Linked DNA regions of Homo sapiens: regions 2 and 3 are each linked to region 1. Evidence: chromatin loops called from intact Hi-C (ENCODE). Cell type or tissue: HCT116. All regions are shown on one strand.

Evidence for each region. Hi-C counts contacts between places; a loop is a spot of excess contacts. Peaks named below come from ENCODE experiments on the same cell type or tissue, not always from the same donor. Only the 100,000 strongest peaks of a DNase experiment are listed, where the experiment ranks them.
Region 2: it touches region 1 in a loop (14-fold over the local background); 13 of 110 quality-filtered maps call a loop at or near these places.
Region 3: a loop joins it to region 1, with 4 times the contacts of the local background. A loop is called at or near these places in 14 of 110 quality-filtered maps.

What each region holds. Positions count from the first base shown.
Region 1 is chr6:144,012,627-144,015,126 of GRCh38, forward strand. It overlaps a transcript of PLAGL1 not described here. Among named protein-coding and RNA genes, the nearest start is that of PLAGL1, 5.6 kb to the left of the region's middle. In HCT116, a CTCF peak has its summit at 987 (motif pointing left); a DNase peak (open chromatin) is centred at 965.
Region 2 is chr6:143,512,430-143,514,929 of GRCh38, forward strand. It overlaps LOC105378035 (a long non-coding RNA gene), which reads left to right. Exons shown (of 4, transcript XR_007059796.1): 1 at 1-347; 2 at 565-2,500. Among named protein-coding and RNA genes, the nearest start is that of FUCA2, 2.0 kb to the left of the region's middle. RefSeq lists an enhancer at 1-251. In HCT116, a CTCF peak has its summit at 1,125 (motif pointing right); no DNase peak of the experiment used is centred here.
Region 3 is chr6:143,672,288-143,674,787 of GRCh38, forward strand. It overlaps a transcript of PHACTR2 not described here. Among named protein-coding and RNA genes, the nearest start is that of PHACTR2, 4.4 kb to the right of the region's middle. In HCT116, no CTCF peak of the experiment used is centred here; DNase peaks (open chromatin) are centred at 814 and 1,554; H3K4me3 peaks cover 1,617 bases; H3K27ac peaks cover 2,044 bases.

The DNA.
Region 1 (2,500 bases):
ATGAACTATATGAAATCCTTTTTTATCTTTAGGTTATTTCCACAGTGGTCTCTTTGAACATGACTATGTTGACCTGGTAGCTGTGACACACTCTTTTTCTCCTGAGCTTTCCCTCAATGACGCATGCTTTGGCATTACAGCATGCCCTAGCAAAGCTTCTGGAGCAGGGGTTGCAAACTCAAATCTCTACAAAGTTTAAAACAGTGAGGAACAATGGGACTGTGGTAAAGTGAAAAGGACATTCTTTGTGTAAGGGGCAGATGCTCAGCTCAGGCCAATGGCTGCCATGTTTGAACTCAGGGCAGGGTTGCCACATCTGCATAATTTTCAAGGGAAGTATGCTATCTAACATTTTAATATAAAATCTTCTAATTTTGGAAACACTGCAGAGGCCACATGAAGTATTTCTCCAGGTCAAACTGGACCCAAGGGTTGCCAGCGTGGTCACTGTAGTAGACAGAACCCCTCAGGACAAATTCCATAATCACACTTTTTCTCTAAGTATTTGGAGATTCCATTTTATTCTGCAGACTATTGAATGACTTCTTAACATTTCTTCAGCAAATGCAGAACAAGAAAATTCATGCTGACACATCTATAGGTTGATACAATGTGTCAGGACCCAACACTTTCAGGAACAGGTGTTACCAGGGGTAACAGCTATGATGGGGCTAAAATTAATACCACATGGGCAGACAATCATACAGATTATGCCCACATTAACAAAATAATGGAGGGGGAAAATGTTATTTTCAATTGATGCAAAAAGAGCATTTGACAACTACACCCCATCCTGAAAAAAATGACAACTAGGAATGGAATGGAACTTCCTTAGCCAGATAGTGGCTATATTTTATCCTATAGCTGCCATAACAAATTACCACAAACTGGTGGCATAAAACATGAAATTTATTTTCTGAGTCCGAAAGGCCAGAAGTCTGAAATCAAGATATCAGCAAAGGCCGCAGGCGCCATCTAGTGGCTCTAGTGGAGATTCCTTCCTCACAACTTCCAGCTTTTGGTGACCACTGCCATTCCCTGGCTTCCTCGGCTTCCTTGGCTTGCGGCCACAGCATGCCAATCTCTGCCTCCATCTTCACAACGCCTTCTCTGTGCGTGCCATGTGCTTTCTCCTGTGTGTATCTCTCTTATAGGGGTAGATGTCACTGTACTTAGGACTCACTGAAATAACTGAAGGTGGTCTCCTCATTTCAAGATCCGTAACTTAAGTCACATCTGCAAAGACCCTTTTATTCAACTCAGGTTACATTCTGAGATTCCAGAGATTAGGACACAAATATTTTCGAGGGTCATCAGTCAGTCCTCATGTCAAAGTTGACATGGGCAAAATCCATGTCAGCTTTGCTATAGAAATTGACAAGCTGATTCTAAACTTTATATGGAAATGAAAAGAACCTAGAAGAGAAAAAATAATCTTAAAAAGAAAAACAAAGTTGGAAGGCTTATGCTATCTGATTTTTACGCCTACTATAAGGCTAGACTAATCAAGACAATAGGGTAATGGCTGGGCATGGTGGCTCACACCTGTATCCCAGCAATTTGGGAGGCCGAGGCGGGCAGATCATTTGAGGTCAGGAGTTCAAGACCAGCTTGGCCAACATGGCAAAACCCCATCAATACTAAAAATGCAAAATTTGCCAGGCATAGTGGTGCACACCTGTAATCCCAGCTACTCAGGAGGCTAAGGCAGGAGAATTGCTTTAACCTTAAGGTGGAGGTTGCAGTGAGCCAAGATTGCACCACTGCACTCCAGCCTAGGCGACAGAGCAAGACTCTGTCTCAAAAAAATAAAAATAAAAAAAAGACAGTCGGGTACTGACATAAGGGTACCGACAGTAGGGTACTGACAAAAGACAGCAGGGTACTGACATAAGAAAAAACAATAGTGTATTGAGTCCAGAAATAGACCCACACATAAGATCTATTGGGTTTTGTTTGTTTGTTTGTTTGGAGACACAGTCTGGCTCTGTCGCCCAGGCTGGAGTACCGTGACATGATCTCGGCTCACTGCAGCCTCCACCTCCCAGTTTCAAGTGATTCTACTGCCTCAGCCTCCAGAATAGCTCGGACTACAGAGAGATGCCACGGCACCCAGCTAATTTTTGTATTTTTAGTAGAGACAGGGTTTTGCCACGTTGCCCAGGCTGGTCTCAAACTCCTAGACTCAAGTGATCTGAGCACCTCGGCCTCCCAAGGTGCTGAGATTACAGGTGTGAGCCACTGTCCCCAGCCTAGATCTATTGGTATTTTGACAGAGGTATAACATAATTCCATTGGAAAGAGATAAATGGTGTGGGAACTGGTTATCTATATAGAGAAAAAAATAAACTTCTACATGCATTTCACGCCATTCACAAAAAACGAATCAAGTGAAATCTCAGACCTAAATAAAAAGCAGGAACTATAAAACTTCTGGAATCACCTTGTTCAATACAGTACCCATAAGCCATGTATGGCTATGACGTAGCTAGTTCAAACT
Region 2 (2,500 bases), 500 kb before region 1:
CGCCTGTAGTCCCAGTTACTCGGGAGGCTGAGGCAGGAGAATCGCTTGAACCCGGGAGGCAGTTACAGTGAGCAGAGACGGTGCCACTGCACTCCAGCCTGGGCTACAGAGTGAGACTCCATCTCAAAAAAAAAAAAAAAAAGAAAGAAAACAAAATTGTGATGTTTCTGATTGGTGGTCCAAACTTTCCTGAGAACCACTGCATTGAACAAGGAGATGATCTGAGACAGGTGAAACCAGTGGAATGAATGTTTAAGAAACCTGCAAGCTTGGGAAAAAAGGCCAGCAACTTGGAAAGATTAATCAAAAGGATATTTGGGAAGCTTATCACCTCCACCTCTTGTTTGGTTTGTTTGTTTGTTTGTTTGTTTGTTTGTTTGTTTGTTTTTGAGACAGAGTCTCGCTCTCTCGCCCAGGCTTGAGTGCAGTAACATGATCTAGGCTCACTGCAGCCTCTGCCTCCCGGGTTCAAGGATTCTCCTGCCTCAGCCTCCAGAGTAGCTGGGACTACAGGCACATGCCACTGTGCCAGACTAATTTTTGTATTTTTCTTTTCTTTTTTAGTAGAGACAGGGTTTCACCATGTTGGACAAGCTGGTCTCAAACTCTTGACCTCAGGTGATCTGCCCGCCTTGGCCTCCCAAAGTGCTAGAATTACAGGCATGAGCCACCAAGCCCAGCCTCTCCTCCACCTCGTAAGTGTTTTCAAAGTAAAGCCAGAATCCTCAACTGCTTCTGCCCCCATGAAATCATTACCCTTCAATGAGCCAATTCAAATGCTGCTTCTTTTGTGAAGCTTTCTGCCACCACCCTTCCCTCCCAGAATGTTGTACTTTCCCTGATCTGCTTCATAACACCTCCTTCCAAGCACACATAGGATTTCACGCATCCTCTAGTAGCTAGGTGGTACAGGTCTGATTTCCCATCAGACTGTGAGCTTTTTGAGGGCATTCATAATGACCTTCTTTTCTGTAGTGCCTACAATTACAGCAGAAAAGCAGCACTCAAAATGTTTGTTGAAGCTCTCCAGTGAACTGGGGTTCTAATTATTGAGTGAAGAACTTGACACTAAGTGGCTGTTGCCTGCATTATCCCAACCCATCTCTGCAGAGAGATGGGAGCAGCAGAGGGCGCTGTCACTGCAGGTGTAGGGGCATTTTTCCTCTCCATGACATGCCAGATGGCCCCCCGGGGCCACAGCTCCACCGTAAGAGTCCCCAATTTTGTTTTGTTTTTTTACAGTGAGGGTGTTCTAGAGGAAAGGGCTCAACGAATCCAATTGCAATAGCTCCAGTTTGTGATAAAGATGACAATTTTTTTTTATTTGAGACAGAGTCTGGTTCTGTTGCCCAGGCTGGAGTGCAGTGGCACAGTGTTGACTCACTGCCACCTCCACCCCCGGGGATTCAAGCAATTATCGTGTCTCAGCCTCCCGAGTAGCTGGGATTACAGACCCCAACCTCCAGCTAACTTTTGTATTTTCACCATGTTGGCAAGGCTGGTTTTGAACCCCTGATCTCAAGTCATCCTCCTGCCTCAGCCTCTCAAAGTGCTGGGATTACAGGCATGAGCCACGGTGCCTGGGCTGACAAATATTTATTATTGAGTTTGTGGAACCCAGAATGATCTAGGGCCTCAGTGGCCACTGAACCCTGGGGCACACTTGAACAAAAATATGGGCTTCTCAGCCACTATGCCTTGACATCCTCTCTAATCAGAAGTTTGTGTAATAAGTGCAAAAGACAATATTCACAGTGACAATGATACTGTGAACTGCCATAGGGAGAGTAGACATGACTGTGGTGACAATGCAGCGGCAGCAGGACCCTGTCCTCTCATAAGTGGGCATCCTTTCCCCATGTGAACACCACATAGCAGAAACGCCCATCTTCCAAAGCCCTTTTATCATGTTATGAATTATTTACACTTCCATATATTTCAGTTAAAGAGTGGTAATCAGATCTGTATGGATGCCACTTGGGTCATTTGTCATTTCACTTGAAGGCAAAGAAATGTTTTTAACTGGTAAGTACAACCTTATCATAAAAGTCTATTTTCTGTAAGAAATACTGAAAATATATTAAAGACCTCCCTTAGTGCCCTTCAGGACACATAAGAATCCTAATATACCAGGTTGGGAACCATTGCTATAGGATTTGAAAGGAATAGTAAATAGTATTATCTGAAAGTGAAGAGGAAGAAGAGATTCTACTTAAAAATATTTGTTAAATGACTGAAAGAAATAAATCTATGAAGTCGTTTAGAACATGGTCCTTTAGGGAAAGACCTGCCTGCTGTAGATTCCATTCACATTTTATACGTTTGTAATGCCTTACAAAGCTAGTCTTTGCACTTAAAGCTACTGCTAACTGAGCAATAGAATCACACCTCATAAGGCTTAAACTGTGTATTTAAAGGTTTTGATAGGGGATCCAGAAATCTGAGTGAAACCCTGGGTTCTGCAGGTACACATGGCTCATGTATAAGGCATTTGAAGGGC
Region 3 (2,500 bases), 340 kb before region 1:
AAAAAAAAAAAAAATTACAAATAATTAGCTGGGCATGGTGGCAGGCACCCATAGTCCCAGCTACTCTGGAGGCTGAGGTGGGAGGATTGCTTGAGCCCAGGAGTTCAAGGCTACAGTAAGCAATGATTATACCACTGCACTCCAGCCTGGGCCACAGAGCAAGACGCTGTCTCAAAAACAAAAAACAAACAAAAAAAGCTGCAAGCAATAAACAAACAAATACAGTTAATTCTGACCACCTACTATTAGAATTTAATCTTTCTTTAATTCAGGAAGCACTTCACAATCTTAGGGCACCTTCAGAATGAATGAGCACCTCTGTGTGGCAAAAATGTGGATTTAGTAATTTGCTAAAGTTCAGAGCCTTCTCTGTACTAACCTACTGGGCATCCCTAGCACTTGGAGGAACAAACTTCTTCTTTTTTATTTTTATTTTTATTTATTTATTTCTTTTTGAGACAGAGTCTCACTCTGTTGCCCAGGCTGGAATGCAATGGCTCAACCTCAGCTCATTGCAACCTCCGCCTCCCAGGTTCAAGTGATTCTCCGGCCTCAGCCTCCCAAGTAGCTGAGATTACAGGAGTGCACCACCACGCCTGGCTAATTTTTGTATTTTTAGTAGAGACAGGGTTTCACCATGTTGGCCAGGCTGGTCTCAAGCTCCTGACCTCAGGTGATCCGCCCACCTCGGCCTCCCAAAGTGCTGGGATTACAGGCATGAGTCACCACTCCCAGCTGGAGGAACAAACTTCTCTTCCTCCACTGTTAGGATCATGTATTTGTAGGCTGCAACACCCACCCTCCACCGTACCCATACTATGACCTCCGCCACAGGAGAGTCCATACCTCACTTATCCTTATGCCCATGTGCTAGAGGTACCACGCCCATGGGAAGTCCTCAGTCAATTCTAGGTGAATGAGTAGATGATTATTTCAGAGGGGCATACAAAAGAAAATTTACAGTCACAGACAGACTCGATATTCTCTTGCTATGGAGTCAACATTCTATATTATTACCAAAATTTTACATGTATTCCCAGATTTTTTTTTTTGTCCATACTTGGAAGTTACCATTAAGGAGATAACATAAATGCTTATTTTTAATTTATCATCTATGTATTCAGTACCCTCTATTTGCCAGGCAAATTTTGTTAGTTTCTAGGGATGGATGTGATGGTTAACAAAACAAAGATTTGGGCCTTACTGGAAGCAATTATTTTGTGTAAATTGGGCAGTCATATAAAAGATGTCTTTAAGGACTGTTCTCTTTAGATTTTGGTCAATAAATTAAAGATTATTCATTTTATAGCAGTTTTTAGAGTTTTAATACTATGGATGAGTACTTTGTTTTGCTTATGAAATGAAGTAGAGCAAAATTACAGACGCTTTTCCTCCCAGGGTAGGGAGAATGTCTTTGGAAAAGGAAATTCCAGCACCACCCCTTGAGGTCTTTATTTTCCAGCATAAATCTTCCAACTGTGGGGCTCACTCACTAAGCAAGCACACGTGAGCCACACCCCGCCTCTGCAGAGACTCACGCAGGGTGAGGCAGAGGCAAGGTATTTTGTTAATCCTTTTAGCTTGAGCAAGCAGAAGAAGGAAAACTCAGGAAATAAATCACATGAAAATATGAGAACAATAGGAAAGAAAAGCCTGTCTTTCAGGTTTGTTTCCTGTTCTAATACTTGTGGAATGTGGTCTTCTACTGATGCTTAATATAACTAGAATATGCAAAGTTGTAATTCTTTCCTTAACAAAAGTTTTCCTTTATCTGTTAGCATTATCCTGTTCAAACCAGCATCTCTCAGAATTGTTAAAATCTAAGATATAGTAGCCATTTAGTTGCAACTTTACCATAGAGTAACATTTTACAAAGTAAACATTAGTTACATATACAGAGTTTTCACTGAGTTTATATTATCTAGTAAAGCTCCCATTTGCTTTTTATATTTTTCTAAGTAAGCTGACTCTTACAAAATGTAGCCAAGTTTTGAAGACATACAAAGTTTTTAAAAACCAGAAGATCTTCTAGTAAAAACTACCCAAATAGTTAAAACAACTTTTGCATATCGTTTTTAGTATACTATTAGGAAAACTGCTAAGTTTTCATTCATTTCCTTCCCATTAAGAAATAATTTTTCTATTGCTACAATTCCCATTAGCCAAGGAAATGTCACTAATTCACAGGGTGTCTATGGTCAAATCTAGAAATAAGGGTGTAAATTAATGTAATCTTCATCTGCTTGTATATGGCCACTATCAACCACTGTTGCCTCCCAGGTCACTGCTGTTCTGATCAACCATCTCATCTCTTGGGACTCTGCCTAACCCTTCCCTCCCATCATAATTCCTCCACCCCTAACATCTGGTGTCTCAAAATGAATCCTCACACAGCTGGCAGCATCTGGACAAGGCAGAGACCTCCAGGATTAGTATTCATGGCATTTGTGTTCTGAGGAAGGTTCCTTCTTCTTCCTGCTCCAGGCTAGATTTGGCTGCC